Regions from separate parts of the Homo sapiens genome. Here region 1 is linked to region 2. The links are chromatin contacts, found by Hi-C or POLR2A ChIA-PET in ENCODE. All regions are on one chromosome and are shown on one strand. Each heading gives the region's core, a stretch centred on a gene start or an enhancer-like site at or near the end of the contact. The rest is flanking DNA. Distances are from core to core; before and after follow the strand shown.

The links. A loop is a pair of places that touch in the nucleus more often than their neighbours do. ChIA-PET counts read pairs that join two places held with the same protein, here RNA polymerase II (POLR2A). Pooled maps may share reads with other maps.
Region 1: a loop to region 2 is called in a map of naive thymus-derived CD4-positive, alpha-beta T cell, with 5 times the contacts of the local background. The contact joins the promoter of KLHL18 here to the promoter of ALS2CL in region 2. A Hi-C loop is called at or near these places in 1 of 168 maps with a recorded cell type or tissue (naive thymus-derived CD4-positive, alpha-beta T cell) and 7 of 50 pooled maps. POLR2A ChIA-PET finds 5 or more read pairs at or near these places in 2 of 52 experiments (WTC11 and activated T-cell).

The regions. Positions count from the first base shown.
Region 1 is chr3:47,278,113-47,285,688 of GRCh38, forward strand. It overlaps KLHL18 (kelch like family member 18), which reads left to right and starts at 4,832. Exons shown (of 10, transcript NM_025010.5): 1 at 4,832-4,982. The coding sequence starts at 4,854. KIF9 (kinesin family member 9) reads right to left here and starts at 4,687. Exons shown (of 21, transcript NM_182902.4): 1 at 4,383-4,687. RefSeq lists enhancers at 4,011-5,210, 4,426-4,815.
Region 2 is chr3:46,690,297-46,697,035 of GRCh38, forward strand. ALS2CL (ALS2 C-terminal like) reads right to left here and starts at 3,383. Exons shown (of 26, transcript NM_147129.5): 1 at 3,347-3,383. It also overlaps a transcript of TMIE not described here. RefSeq lists enhancers at 1,947-2,738, 4,320-5,109, 6,199-6,698 and silencers at 3,183-3,477, 3,208-3,457, 3,608-3,687.

The DNA of each region.
Region 1 (7,576 bases), core at 3,582-6,081, 590 kb after region 2:
CCAGGTTGGAGTGCAGTGGTGCTATCATGGCTCAATGCAGCCTTGACCTCCCAGGCTTAAGTGATCCTCCTGCCTCAGCCTCCCCAGTAGCTGGGACTACAGGTGCGTACCACTGTGCCCGGCTAGTTTTCTTACATTTTTTTTGCAGAGATGGCGTCTTACTATGTTGCCTAGGCTGGTCTTGAACTCCTAGCCTCAAGTGATCCTCCTATCTTAGACTTCCAAAGTGCTGGGATTACAGGCATACCCAGCCGATGTTCAATATTTTTTAAAAAATTAACATTTATTTCATTGTTTTATTTTTGGAGACAAGGGTTTCTTTATGTTGTCTAGGCTAGCCTTTAACTTCTGAGCTCAAGTGATTCTCCCATCTCAACCTTCCAAGTAGCTAAGACTACAGGCGCATGGCTTGGCTTTAAAAAAAAACTAACTTTTGGCTGGGTGCAATGGCTCATACCATAATCTTAGCACTTTGGGAGGCCGAGGTGGGCAGATCCCTTGAGGCCAGGAGTTTGAAACCAGCCTGGGCAACATGGCGAAAACCCATCTCTATAAAGAATACAAAAATTAGCCAGGCAGCCAGGTGCGGTGGCTCAGGCCTGTAATCCCAGCACTTTGGGAGGCCGAGGCAGGTGGATTACCTGAGGTCAGGAGTTCAAGACCAGCCTGGCCAACATGGTGAAATGCCATCTCTACTAAAAATACAAAAATTAGCTAGTTGTGGTGGCAGACGCCTGTAATCCCAGCTACTCAGAAGGCTGAGGCAGGAGAATCGCTTGAATCTGGGACGTGGAGGGTGCAGTGAGCTGAGATCGCGCCATTGCACTTCAGCCTGGGCGACAGAGAGGGACTCCATCTCCAAAAAATAAATAAATGAATAAATAAATAAAATAAATAAATTACCAAGCATGGTGGTGCATGCCTATAGTCCCAGCTACTCAGGAGGCTGAGGTGGGAGAATCACTTGAGCCTGGGGAAGCTGAGGCTGCAGTTAGCTTTGATCATACCACTGCACTCCAGCCTAGGTGACAGAGTGAGACCATATCTCAAAAAAAAAAAAAAAAAAAAAACTAACGTGGGCCAAGTGCGTTGGCTCTTGCCTGTAATCCCAGCACTTTGGGAGGCTGAGGATGGCAGATTACCTGAGGTTAGGAGTTCAAGACCAGCCTGGCCAACATGACGAAACCCTGTTTCCACTAAAAAAAAATACAAACATTAGCTGGGTGTAGTGGCAAGCGCCTGTAATCTCAGCTACTCAGGAGGCTGAGACAGGAGAATTGCTTGAATCTGGAGGGTGGAGGTTGCAGTGAGCCAATGTCATGCCACTGCACTCCAGCCTGGGTGACAGAGCAAGCTCAGTCTCAAAAAAAAAAAAAAATCAAAAAATCTAAGTAACTTTTAAGATGTTAACCATAAAAACCCCTCATGTATAACAGGGACTACTTTTAATTAGATTATCTTGCTTTTTTAAAAAGTACATTAAATAATGGTAATATTTTATTTTATTTTATTTTTTTTTTTTGAGGCAGAGTCTCGCTCTATCACCCAGGTTGGAGCGCAGTGGCGCCATCTCAGCTCACTGCAAGCTCCGCCCCCCAGGTTCACGCCATTCTCCTGCCTCAGCCTCCCGAGTAGCTGGGACTACAGGCGCCCGCCACCAAGCCCCGCTAATTTTTCTGTATTTTTAGTAGAGATGGGGTTTCACCGTGTTAGCCAGGATGGTCTCGATCTCCTGACCTCGTGATCTGCCCACCTCAGCGGATCATTTTATATAAAATTATCTAAGAGAGGTCCAATGGGTGTTACCTGACAAAAGTTATTCCAGATTTTATTTATTTATTATTTTTGAGACATTTATTTCAGACAGAGTCTCGATCTCTCTCTCAGGGTGGAGTGCACTGGTGTGATTTCAGCTCACTGCAGCCTGTCTCCCAGGCTCAAGCAATCCTCCCACCTCAACCTCAACCTCCAGAGTAGTGGTAGGACAGGTGTGTGTCACCACACCCGGCTAACGTTTTGCAATTTTGTAGAGATGGGGTTTCAACATGTTGCCCAGGCTGGTCTCAAACTCCTGGGTTCAAGCAATCCACCCACCTCAGCCTCACACTCAATTTCTAAAGCTTGGGGAACCGGGGAACCACTCTTCACATCCAAGGGCCCATTCTCCTGCCCAGGGAAATTCAGATGCCATCCAGGGTATGCTCCGAAAGGGACCATGAAGAAGCAGGGGAGCTCTGGGAGCAGGTGCCCAGGCCTCTCTCCCTGAAGCCCCTGCACAAGAGTAGCACAGGCCAGTTCAGAGCATCAACCTCAGCTGGGCATGGTGGCTCACGCCTGTAATCCCAGCCTTTGGGAGGCCAATGTGGGAGGATCGCTTGAGGCCAGGAATTAGGAACCAGCTTGGGTAACACAGCAAGACCTTGTCTCTACAAAAAATTTTAAAAATTTGCCAAGTGTGGTGGTGCACGCGTGTGGTCCCAATTTCCCAGGAGGCTGAGGCAGGAGGATCACTTGAGCAGTGATGGCACACCACTGCTCTCCAGCCTGGACAACAGCGTGAGACTGTCTCAACAAAACAAAACAAATAAGCAAAAGCATCACTCTCCCTCCAGAGCCTGGCCCTTCTCTGCCCTGCTATTTGCCAACATGCACATGCACACGCAGTCACCCCATGTATGCTTCCCAAGGCCCTCCCATGCTGACACCATGGCTCCAAGCAGGCCAGGAGCCATATCCACCTGCAATAAAGTCTTCCTTTGCACACCCGTCTTGTGAGCCTGCTACTCAGCAGCCCTTTAACACCCAAACATTTAGGGACCCCATGCCATCTTGCACTTACTGAAATACTGCTTGTTACCATTCTTACGTCGCTTCATTTGAGTGGGTTTCAGTTCCCAAAATTAAATTACAAGCTGCTTGAAGGCAAGGATTGTGCTTTTTATCTCTTTTGAATCCCCTCACAATGTCCAGGGCAGAGCCCAGCACAGAGTAGGTATTCAGGAAATGGCGGTGGTTGGTGATGGTAATGGCTGGAAGTCAGAGGGCAGCTGAATCTTCATATGTGGGTCTATCTTCAGTCACTACTGAGAGAGTCCCAAGGGGCATATGATGTCACTCCCCTTCCATGACAACTCCAACCAAAGCCCACAGCCCTTCCAGGAGGACACTTGGTTTCCAGGTGCAAAAATCCACATCCAGCACCTCACCACACGCTTTTTTTGTTTTTGTTTTTGTTTTTTGTTTATTTGTTTTTGTGACAGGGTCTCACTCTGTCACCTAGGCTGGAGTGCAGTGAAACAATCTCGGTTCACCGTAGCCTCCACATCCTGGGTTCAAGCGATCCTCCCACCTCAGCCCCGCAAGTAGCTAGGACTACAGGCGTGCACCACCACGCCCGGGTAATTTTTGTATTTTTCGTAGAGACAGGGTTTCGCCATGTTGCCCAGGCTGGTCTTGAACTCCTGAGCTCAAGCAATCCGCTCACCTCAGCCTCCCAAAGTGCTAGGATTACAGGCGTGAGCCACGGCGCCCGGCCCCCTCCCTTTCTCCCTCAGGACCTTGTGGGGAATGTCTCTCCTTGGGGAACCACCCTTTGATATTTCTGGTATAACAAAGCAAGTCTCTGAATGGCCACCAGGAGACTTCTGTGTTAAGGCGCTCGAGGTTTCCTCATTTGTCTTTAGTGGGAATGAACAGAATTGGCAACAAGCAGCCATGAAGACTAGACAAGAGGAAAGGGAGCGTTTGGTGGGGTGGAAGGCACCAGGTGGGTCCCTATCTTCCAGTGCTCCCGTCCAGATGAGGGGCTGTCATGGGGAACCCTCATAGCTACCCGTAGCGGCAGCACCAACACCCGAATCCAAAACACTGGGTCCAACTGCACCTGGCCTTGGCTGAACAAGACTAGGATGCAGGCAAAACTAGACTTTCTCCTTTTTCTCACCCAATGTGCCGGACCCCCGCGTGGAGCCTGGGCGGCAGTGGGCTTTGGACCCATTCCGGTCCCTCTCTGGAGAGGTTTCCTCACCTGTAACACGAAGGGCTCCGACTGGTGATCCCAAAGCCCCCTCTAGTTCGAAAACTGACTAGTACGGAAGAGTCCAGACGACCTCTGGCTCCCTGCCTCACGGCCTCTATGTCCTGGACGCGACGTGGGACCCCTTTGTGGGACCAATGAACATTAGCTCCGAAGACCGTAAGCCGCGGTCAGGTTGAAAGGACTCCCGCGACGTCGAGCCCTCCTTCGCCTGGGTTTCAGAGATGAGCGACCCAGCTGGGAACCCCCAGATAAAGCGGTTTTTGGACCCCAGCCACTTTCAGCAGTCCGGGCGCACACCCTTTTCCCGTCTCCCCACTCCCACCGGCGAGCAGCCCCTGCTCACCGTTCACCAGGCAGCGACGCTCCCGGGACGCGACTGCCGCAACCGAAACCACCTGCACTCCCCACGCGGGGCTGCCTGGCTGTGTACATAGTCGCCATGGCAACGGGTCGCTTCCGGGGATTCCGGAAGTGTCGGGGTGGCGGAAATGAAGTCCGAGGTCCTACGTCGAGGATACGGGTGAGGTCATGGCCGAATCGGGAAGACGAGAGATGGGGCCGATTGATCTAGAAAGACTTCGGCGGATGCACATGCGAAGTCAAGGTCGAGATAGCGAGGGAACGAAGGCCGCACATGAACCAGGAAGCGGAGTGGCGGGGCTTCCGGCGCCGAGGAGATTCAACTACGGCGGCCGCGGAGGCCCGTCCGATTGCTGCTCCGCGCTCCGAGCGGCTGTCGGCGTGCGCTATCGCCCCGCCCTGGTTAGTGTCTAGCCGGCCGGCGAGGCCTGCGCAGTTGCAGCGGCCGGGGAAGATGGTGGAGGACGGCGCGGAGGAGCTGGAGGATCTGGTGCACTTCTCCGTGTCTGAGTTGCCTAGTCGCGGCTACGGCGTCATGGAGGAGATCCGGCGGCAGGGCAAGCTGTGCGACGTGACCCTCAAGGTACCGCGGACTGGGCGGCAGCGGGCTGAGGGAAAAGGGGTCGAGCGGGGAGTAAAAAGGGGCGGGGGACAGAGAAAGAGAGGTCTAGCAGGGAGAGGGGTGGGGAGAAGAGGTGTGAGGGGGGCCGAGTAGTGGGGAGAGAGGTGCCGAGCAAAAGGGGATCGGGGCCGAGTGGGGAGAGGAAGAGGACAACCTTTCAGCCCTTGAAAGGAAAGGTTGAGAGGTGCGCCGCTTAGGCCCTTGGAGTGGGAGACACGGGTGACAGCCTCCTTTTTCTGTCATGCAGACAAGAGAAAATGGACTTACCTTCTATGGAGGCAGGGGCGGTGGCCGGCTCCACATGCTGATGGGCACCACTGAAGAACCTTCTCTTGTCACTACAGATATTTCTTTGTGCCTGTCGAACTTGGCTGTGCTGTTCTAGAAGAGAAGGCTTCTCCTTAGGAATCATTGCCCTTAATTGTTGAATTACTACTTTGTCTCTTAAGAGCTTTTAAAATCTTCTCTGGAAAATTTTTGAGGTGGGAAGCCACCCTGCCCCATACTGGAAGGCACCACTCACCACCACAAAGGTCCCCGGGGCTGGGCCTGCTGGCCGCGTGGGGAGAGGGATGCTGACTGATATTAAGAGGGAAAGATATCTTAACCACCTGTTCCCCACCAGCATTCTGGTCGCTAGAGCCAGCCTCCCTCCTGTGCCTGGGTCTTTTCATGAGGAAGAGGCATGCTGTGCTGCTGCCTGGCCAAGCCACCGAACCATGTGGAGACGTCCGGTTGGGGAGATGATCAGTGGGGCTCCCTGTTGGGCTTTAGCTGGAAAGCTCTCAGCATCTGTGCGTGATCCCTGTTTAAAAAACAAACAGGGCAGGCATGGTGGCTCACACCTGTAATCCCAGCACTTTGAGAGGCGAGAGGATCACTTGAGTGGGGGAATTGGAGACCAGCCTGGGCTATGTAGGGAGACCCTGTCTCTACAAATAATAAAAAATTGTCTGGGCATGGTAGCCTGTGCCCGTAGTCCCAGCTACTCAGGAGGGTGAGGTGGGAGGATCGCTTGAGCCTAGGAGGTCAAGCCTGCAGTGAGTTGTAATCACACCACTGCACTCCAGCCTGGGCAACACAGCAAGATCCTATTTCTCCTATTTCTCTCTGTCTCTCTCACACACACACACACACACAAATAAATAAATAAAAGAAAAAATAAAACTATGCAGAGATTCTTTTGCTCTTCTTTTCTTTTTTCTTTTTTTTTTTTTTTTTGAGACGGAGTCTCGTTCTGTTGCCCAGGCTGGAGTGCAGTGGCGCTATCTTGGCTCACTGAAACTCTCTCTCCTGGGTTCAAGCGATTCTCCTGCCTCAGCCTCCCCAGCAGCTGGGACTACAGGCGCGCACCACTACCCCTGGCTAATTTTTTCTATTTTTAGTAGAGACAGGGTTTCACCATGTTGCTCAGGCTGGTCTCGAACTCCTGAGCTTCAGCAGTCTGCCTGTCTCGGCCTCCCAAAGTGCTAGAATTACACGCGTGAGTCACCGCGCCCAGCCTGCTCTTCTTATTTTCTACATGGTTAAGGAAACTTTTCTTCTGCAACATAGTTGAGTCAGACCTCTGGAGATGGTAGAGTAGGATGGTTGAGTATGGCTTTGAAAGCAGAAGGATTTGGATTAAAATCCTAGTTGTAACCTTGAGCAAGTTACTTAATCTCTGTAAGCCTCGGTTTTTTTGCTTTTATTTTTATTTTTTTGAGACAGAGTCTCGCTGTGTGGCACAGGCTGGAGTGCAGTGGCATGATCTTGGCTCACTGCAACCTCCACCTCCTGGCTTCAAGCCAGTCTCCTGCCTTAGCCTCCCAAGTAGCTGGGACTACAGGCGCCCGCCACCACGCCCGGCTAATTTTTGTGTGTGTTTTTAGTAGAGACAGGGTTTCACTACGTTAGCCAGACTGCTCCTGACCTCGTGATCCGCCCACCTCAGCCTCCCAAAGTGCTGGGATTACAGGCGTGAGCCACCAAGCCCGGCCCTTTTCATCATTCTAAACCCCTCCTGAAGGAGGTTGTTTTTCCAGGAGAGGAGTGAAGTGATCTGAGAAGGCGTGAGATCTTCTCATATGGGAAAGAGGAACCAAGAGAATTGAGAAAAAATGAGCTAGACTAAAGGAAGCAGAGGAAGTAAAAGTAAATTAGAAGTTTTTGTCCACAGTGATTACATGGTAGAAGATGTTAAGGCCACTAGAAACTTGTAAGCAGAAAAATGATCCGGTTTTGGCAGCAACACTTGGTGTAAATAGAGACTAGTGAAAAGCAGTAATAGGTGTGAATTTCTAGATTAAAATTTAGGCTGTAGGCTGGGCACCGTGGCTCACGCCTATTATCCCAGCACTTTGGAAGGCCAAGGCGAGTGGATCGCTTGAACCCAGGAGTTTGAGACCAGCCTGGGCAACATGGCAAAACCCCGTCTCTATTGGGGAAAAAAAAAAAAAGATTTAGGCTGTAAGGGTGAACCAGGGGAATCTTACAAGACACAGGGAATCAAAAAGGGCGTGGCAGCGTGGGATGGTCACAGATACTTCTACATAAAGTATTAATAGTACATTTAA
Region 2 (6,739 bases), core at 2,133-4,632:
AGCCTGGACCCTCCATGGTCCCCTAACCAGACAGAGGGATCACTGATCACAACCATCCACCCTGAAGGGGTGCCTGCTGGATGGGTGGGGGCCCTTGGGGTGGGCAGGTGGGCTTGAGCCTTGAGATTTCCTGCCCTGGAGTGAGGGACCTTCCAATCAGGCAGGAATCACCTGGGAATGCAGTGTCCTGCCTAAAGGGAGGGGTGAAGAGAGGCCTGGGCTCAAACCTACCCCCACAGCCAGGCTACAGGCTCTACTCCAACAAAGCCCTCCCCTACCAGACCCTGGTACCCTCACTTGGCAATGTTCATCTGCCCAAATGACCTGATCAGGTATCTGGGGCGGAGAGTTAGAGGGTCTTTTAGCCCAAGACCCGCAGACTGTCTCTCTCCTTGTCTCTGACACGCTGAGGCTTTGGAGTTAGCCAACCTGTGTGGGGCAGGGGACAAAATCAGGGCAGCCAACGATGGGCAGGTGACACAGGCAGACCCAAAAGGGTGAGTGGGAAGGGGTCTCAGCCCTCCCCTCTCCACCCTGCCCCGAGAGTGCCATGCGGGCATCCCAGGCCCCTGGCAGAGCCTACAACTCCCAGGGAATTGGCTCTGGAATGGAGTGGGGCGGGTCCCTCAGAGCTCTGGCCAAAGGCCCAGGCCAGGCATTCCTGCCCCACCTTTCCTGCTACTGCTGCTTCGAGAGGGTGAGGCTGCAGAGAGAGAGGCAGGAAGGGGAAGCCACCAGACACCCAGCTGCAGCTTCTGTGCTGCAGCTTCTTCTCCCTCTGTGGGCCCCTGAGGCAGACCCAGGCCCCCAGGACACAGGGGGCTCCAGGTCAGCTCAGGCAGACAAGGAAAGCCCAGCCAAGGGAATAGGGGTGCAGCCAGGCCCACCTAACTCTCACCCGTATCTCCCGAAACTGCTGGAATGGAAAGGCGCTTTGGGGGTGACCTTTTCACTCTCAGCTGGCAGTCAGCTGGGGTCTAAGCTAAGAGGTGAGGATATCCAAGCCTGGTTGGGAAGGTAGAAGAAAGGGTGAGGCTAGGATAGGAGATGCAGACTAGGAACCAGATCAGTGCACGTTGAAAAGATACTGCAGTAAATAACTCGCTGCTAGGAAGACTTGAACACCAACATCCCTACACTCTCCGGGGGGCCAGCACCATGACCCCAGCCGACACCATACCCTGGCAAGGAGCTCTCTGACCCTAGAGATAGCCTCTCCTCCTCAGGCTTCCTGTCCCTCGTCCCCACTGCCCAGTCTCAGCTGCTCCCCCAGGAGCAGCCCTCACCTGGCTGCTCAGCCCTGGACATGCTTCAACTTATCCACAGCCTTACTCCTCTCTGTACCTCAGCCACCCCTCTACGAAATGGGGGTTCAACCAGATCACAGCATTTTTTTCTTTTTATTTGTTTGTATTTCTTTCTATTCTTTTTTTTTTTTTTTTTTAGAGATGGGATCTCACTATGTTGACGAGGCTGGTCTCAAACTCCTAGCCTCAAGTGATCAACCCATCTTGGCCTCCCAAAGTGCTGGGATTACAGGCGTGAGCCACTGCGCCCAGCCAAAGAGGATCACAGCTTTTCAAACTACTTAAGTCTCCCCTCAAAAGGACAAACAGGTGGAAGGGGGCTTCTCTGGGTGTGGGGATCTGGTCCTTAGACTCCCCACCCCACAAAGCAGCCTATGACTCCGGGGGTGAGTCCTCCAGACTCAAGTTGGCAACTGTTAATCTGGGAGTCTTCCACATCTGTGGCCCCAAAGGGATCTATAACCCTGGGAAACTGAGTCACACCACCCAGAGGAACGGGCAGAAGTTAAGCATGGCTGGTGAGGCAGTGGGTTGGGGGAAGGCCGCAGTGGAAGCTGGGATTCTGGTTAGGTGACCCTGAGGGACCCAGCTCCCAGGCTAGGGAGTCTGGGGCTTCATCCTGGAAGTGATGAGGAGAGTGTAAGTGCAGGGGTGAGGCAGCGTGAATGTGCATGAGTGTGCACGTTTGCAGGGCAGGAGGAGGAGGTGCTGAACCTTAATATGAGGAGGATCCTGCAGGAGTACCCCCCTCCCCAACCCCTGTCCCATCCCTAACCTTCCCCCTTCCAGTCAAGGGCATAGCTTCCTCACCCTCTCCCTCCCTCCAGTTCAAAGGTTCCTTAGTGACAGGCTGTGCCTAATGTACAGATGGGGAAACTGAGGCCCAGGAACAATGGGAGGGTCCAGAGACCCTTGTGTAGAACTTGTGCAGGGCTCAGACCCAGACTTCTGGCTCCAGCCCACCAGGTTCACCTAGCTAGATGGCTCAGAGAGGGTGGGCAACTCACCTGAGGCACAGAGCAAGATCCTGACGGGCCCTGCCTCACAGCTGTCCTCAGGCAGCCCTGATGCTCACCACGGGGTGCGGTGGGGTGGGGCAGGGTGAGGACAGAACTGGCCAGTCACGGCGTGCCCAGGTGAGTCAGCGGCTGCCCCTGTGGCGCTCTAACCAGTAGCCAGACCTGGTCTCTCCTCTGCATTCCTGGCCTCTGTCCACGCTAGGTCCCTCCCGGGCAGGGTCACTGGGGCCTTCCCTGTCCTCTCCCAGGCCTGGCTCCTTAGGCCCCTGACACACCTTGTCGTGACACTCACTCACTCTGGTATTTCCTGGTCTGAACAGGCAGGGAAGTTCTGCCTGCTGTGGAGGCTTTTTCATGGGCTGCCGTGGCAGCCCCTTCGTTGTCTGGTGCCCAGTGGGGGAGAGTAGAGACACGCACTGCCCCAGGGAGGGGGCGCTGAACTGTCACACCTGATCCCTCAGTCTCATGCTCGCCTCTCCCCGCTGCACCCTTCCTCGGCCCCACCATGGCTACAAGCCTCTTGTCCTAGACAAGCACCCCTCCCTGCTGTCGCATATGTCCCAGCTTCCCTTCCTCTCCCTGCCCAGGCACACACTCAGTCGCTGGAGTTTCCCAGACCCGAGCTCCTGTTCCGGCCGCCAGGCATTTGCCATGCCGCTCCCATGCGAAAAGGCCACCTCCTGGAATCCCGGGTCGGGCCCTTCCGCCCTAACCAGCCGGCGTCACCTCCTCCTGGCAGTCTCTCCTGCTGGCTGGGGCCCCGTGGCCCTGCCACCACGGCTCAGGTCAGGCCCGGGGCGCTGCCCCGAACCCAAGCAGGCTAGCAGCCAGGCAGGGAGGACGACGCTGTGAGCGGGGTATCTTACGAGGGACTCGGACGGCCGGGGGATGACTGCCGCCGGGACCAAGGAGCTGGGCGGGGACCGCAGCAGCCGAGGAGGCGGGAGCCCCCACCTGGACGAGCTAAGCGTGGAGCGCAGACACCCGTCCGCAGACGCGCGCCCTTCGTCGCGCCCTTACCTGAGCGCTGTGGTTGCCCCGCGCCGGGACTGCCTGTGCGGCTCCTCGCTCGCACCCCCACCCTGCCCCCTGCCAGTCCCGCCCCCTGCCAGCCCCGCCCCCTTCGCCCAGCCCCGCCCCGCCCCGCCTCCGGGTGTTGCTCTGGAGTTGCGGGGGCCACGGGCGGGCCACCGAGGAGCTGGCGCGCGGTATTGATCCGTCCCGCCGCCCCAAGCCTCTCCTGAGGCCTCCCTCTGGCGTCCCCCGGGATCCGGAGGCCCCTGGGACCCGGCGCGGGGAGGAAAAGTGGGAGTCTTGACCCCTCCGCCCCCTACGCACCCACGCGCACACTCAGGCTCGCCTCTCGCGCCCCGCTTCCCCTGCAAGGCTCCGAGGCCGCCGTGCCACCACCTCGCCCCGCCAGTCAGTCGCTCTGCGAGCCTGTGGTGCAGCCCCGTGACCTCCCGGGTCTGCCCTGAGTCACAGAAGCCAGCACACGCGGAGCGCTGTGTGGGTTCGTGGAACTTGGAGCCTGTAGAGGGGTATACTGAGGCGCCCTGCGGCCCCCTGGGCTGGGTGTCCACGGCCGGCCGCCCCTCCTGTGCGACCTTGGGGAAGTCCCCTTTCCTCCCCACTCCTGAGTCTCAACAGGCCTAGTAGAGCATGAAGCCGGCCGCGTGTGCTTTGTGCGAAGGCCTGAGACCTTGGAAAGGGTGGCTGAAGACTTATCTGGGACAGACCCCCCGGGAGCGGGAGGGAACTTAGTTCAAACCTGTAACAAAGAAGCCCCCCGTCAGCAGCCTGATTCCCCCTCTGGCCACCAGGTTAGTCACCCATTGCTCTCAGTGGCACTCAGGTTCCAGTGAGGGGGAGGCTCAGGGTCCAAGGCGGCCGTGGAAGAGCAGAAAGGGTGGCCCACCAGCCCCCTACTCAGCCCCCTACTGAGGAGGTGGGAGGCATCCCCCAACCTGCCAGGCTGAAGAGACCCCCAGTGGAGGTAAGTAGGGGCCTGGGGCCTGCCAAGCTCATCCCCTGGCTCCCTTGGGTTGTTGCGAGGTGGGAGTTTACTGTCTGCCAAGCTGCACATCACCCCTTGGAGGGTTTCCAGCCTGGGACCCTTGTCTGAGTGACTGCAGGTCCCAGTGACCTCACCCTTTTGCCCCACATTGCTCTCCTCCTGGGTCCCAATCCTGCAGAGCCGCCCCTTCCTGCTTCTCCATCCCTCCCCACATTGCCAAAGCCCGCCCTAGCTCTGGCCTCCCCTTTTCCAGCCTTGTTTTCTTGCCCCCTTCTGCACCCCCTGCTGCCTGAGGGGCTCCACTCCCAAAGGCCTTGCTCCTCTGGTCCCTGCCTGCTAGAGGTGTTGCTGTGTTGGTGGGTGGGGGCTACCTCAAGGAGGCTTCTGGTGAGGTGTCCCTCTGGCCCTCTGGGAAAGCCTCCCCTCCCCATGCCCTCCACCCCCAGGCTCCGGACCTTGGCCCCCACTCCCCTTCACAGCCCTGTTGGCCTGCGGGACTGTCTGCTGGGGCACTTGGCTCCCTGAGTCTACAGCACAGCCTGGCAGAGCCACCGCCCCAGCAGGTGGAATGAACTGAGGCTTCAGGTTCTAAACAGGCCTCCAAGGTCTTCCCTGTGGGGATCCTTTGTGCCTGTGGGGCAGTGGGAGGTAGCGGTACATTCTGGAAGAGCTGGTATGGGGCCTTGTGCTGCTTTCCTCTTGCTGTGTGATCACAGGCAGTGTGTGGCCTCTCTGTAACGTAGTGCCCCTGCTGGTGAAATATCTTACCTGCGCCTCCTTCTCGGGGTTATGTGGGACTCTGAGAGGAGGGGTATGGTGGGTTCAAGGGGCTCCTTCAGGGATGAGCACGGTTTAGAGGATCTATGGGTCCCCTAGAGCATGGGTGTGGGCCACCAGGCATCCCTGGGGCTTAGGAGGGAGGCAAGGGCTGGAGAGTGGCCATGGCCTCAGGAGGAGCATATGGCCTCACCACTTGTGACGAACAGGGACAGGTGGGGCAAGGCCCCGAGCAGGACAGATCTGATCTTATGCTAGGTGTCTCTGGGCCTCACTTTCATCATCTGCACGTGCAGCTGAGGGAAGGCAGTGCTGCCTGGGCTCGAGCAGGAAGGGAAGGGCTCCCACGGCTTCCTCCCTAGAGCACAGACTTCCTGTTCAGCCACATCTAGGGGAATAGAAAGGCTGACTGAGCTCTGGGCAGCAGACCAGTCCTTCCCCCATTCCCTGGGTGACCTCATGGGCATTGCAAGCCCAGTTTTCCTATCTGCTAAATGGGGCAAGACCTGCCCAGCCTCTCTTACAGCTCATTCTTGGCTTGGGGCCAGGTAAGGCCTCTGGTAGTGCCCAAAGGACAGCCTCTGCTGAGTCCACCTGCCTTCAGTCCCCTGCAGCACAGCCAAGGGCCCCTAGCCAATCCCACCACAGATGTGTATACCCACCCACACCACTCCCACACCCGCTGCACACAGATACAATTCCACAGTCAGGGAATGGGTGGGTCCCTGTGCCACATGGACCCATCTACCATTGAACCCACTGGTAAGGACTCCAAGTTGCACAACTCTAGTGGCAGCCCTGGGTATGCGTGTGCAGATCATGTGCCCATCCACAGGGACACAGACCTGCACACTACTCCAGGGAACACACACGTATGTGAATGGCACCTGTGATTCTGGAGCCATTGAGACTCATACCCAGCCACACACAAAGCTGCATGCAGAATGCACATGCACTCCCATGTGCACCAGTGCCTTAGTACACAAAGCACATGCTCAAGCACACGCAGGTCTGACACAGGCCTGGCCCAGCCCCACAGCTATTCTGAGCTGAGCCTGGGGCTGATGAGGTCAGGGACAGCCAACTCCCAGCAGGCCCCAGCTGCTGTGGCACAGGCCTAGGCTGCCCAGCTCCCACCCCCACCCTAGGCTGAGTCCCTGGATCCTAGCCTAGCTTTGTGACTGGGGGTCCTCATTTCCTACCCCCAGCTCCCCCAGAGCTAAACTTTAAGCCCTGGGATTTCAGGCTCCAGGAGAGAACATTCCACAGGGTCCTCTGGCCACTACCCCCTGCCTTGCTCACAGCTTCCAGTTCAGAGGCCCTGGAGGCTGGACTGGGTCCCTACAGGAAACTCACAGGAGCTAAAATTAGTACAGGAGGGAGAAGCAGGGATCTGCAGACCAGCATTCACAGCACCATGTATGGAGGGGACACTGTCTTCCAGGGAGCAAGGGTGGGGGACTTGGAGTCCAGAGGTCCCCAACCCCAGATATGATGGGCCCAACTGATTTTGGGGTGCAGGGGGATGTGGAGGCCTCCTAAGAAGCAGAAACAGTACTGGACACTGAGCAGTGTCCTGGGTTGGAGGCAAAGGCTGAGGTGGAGGCCATAGTTCCTGT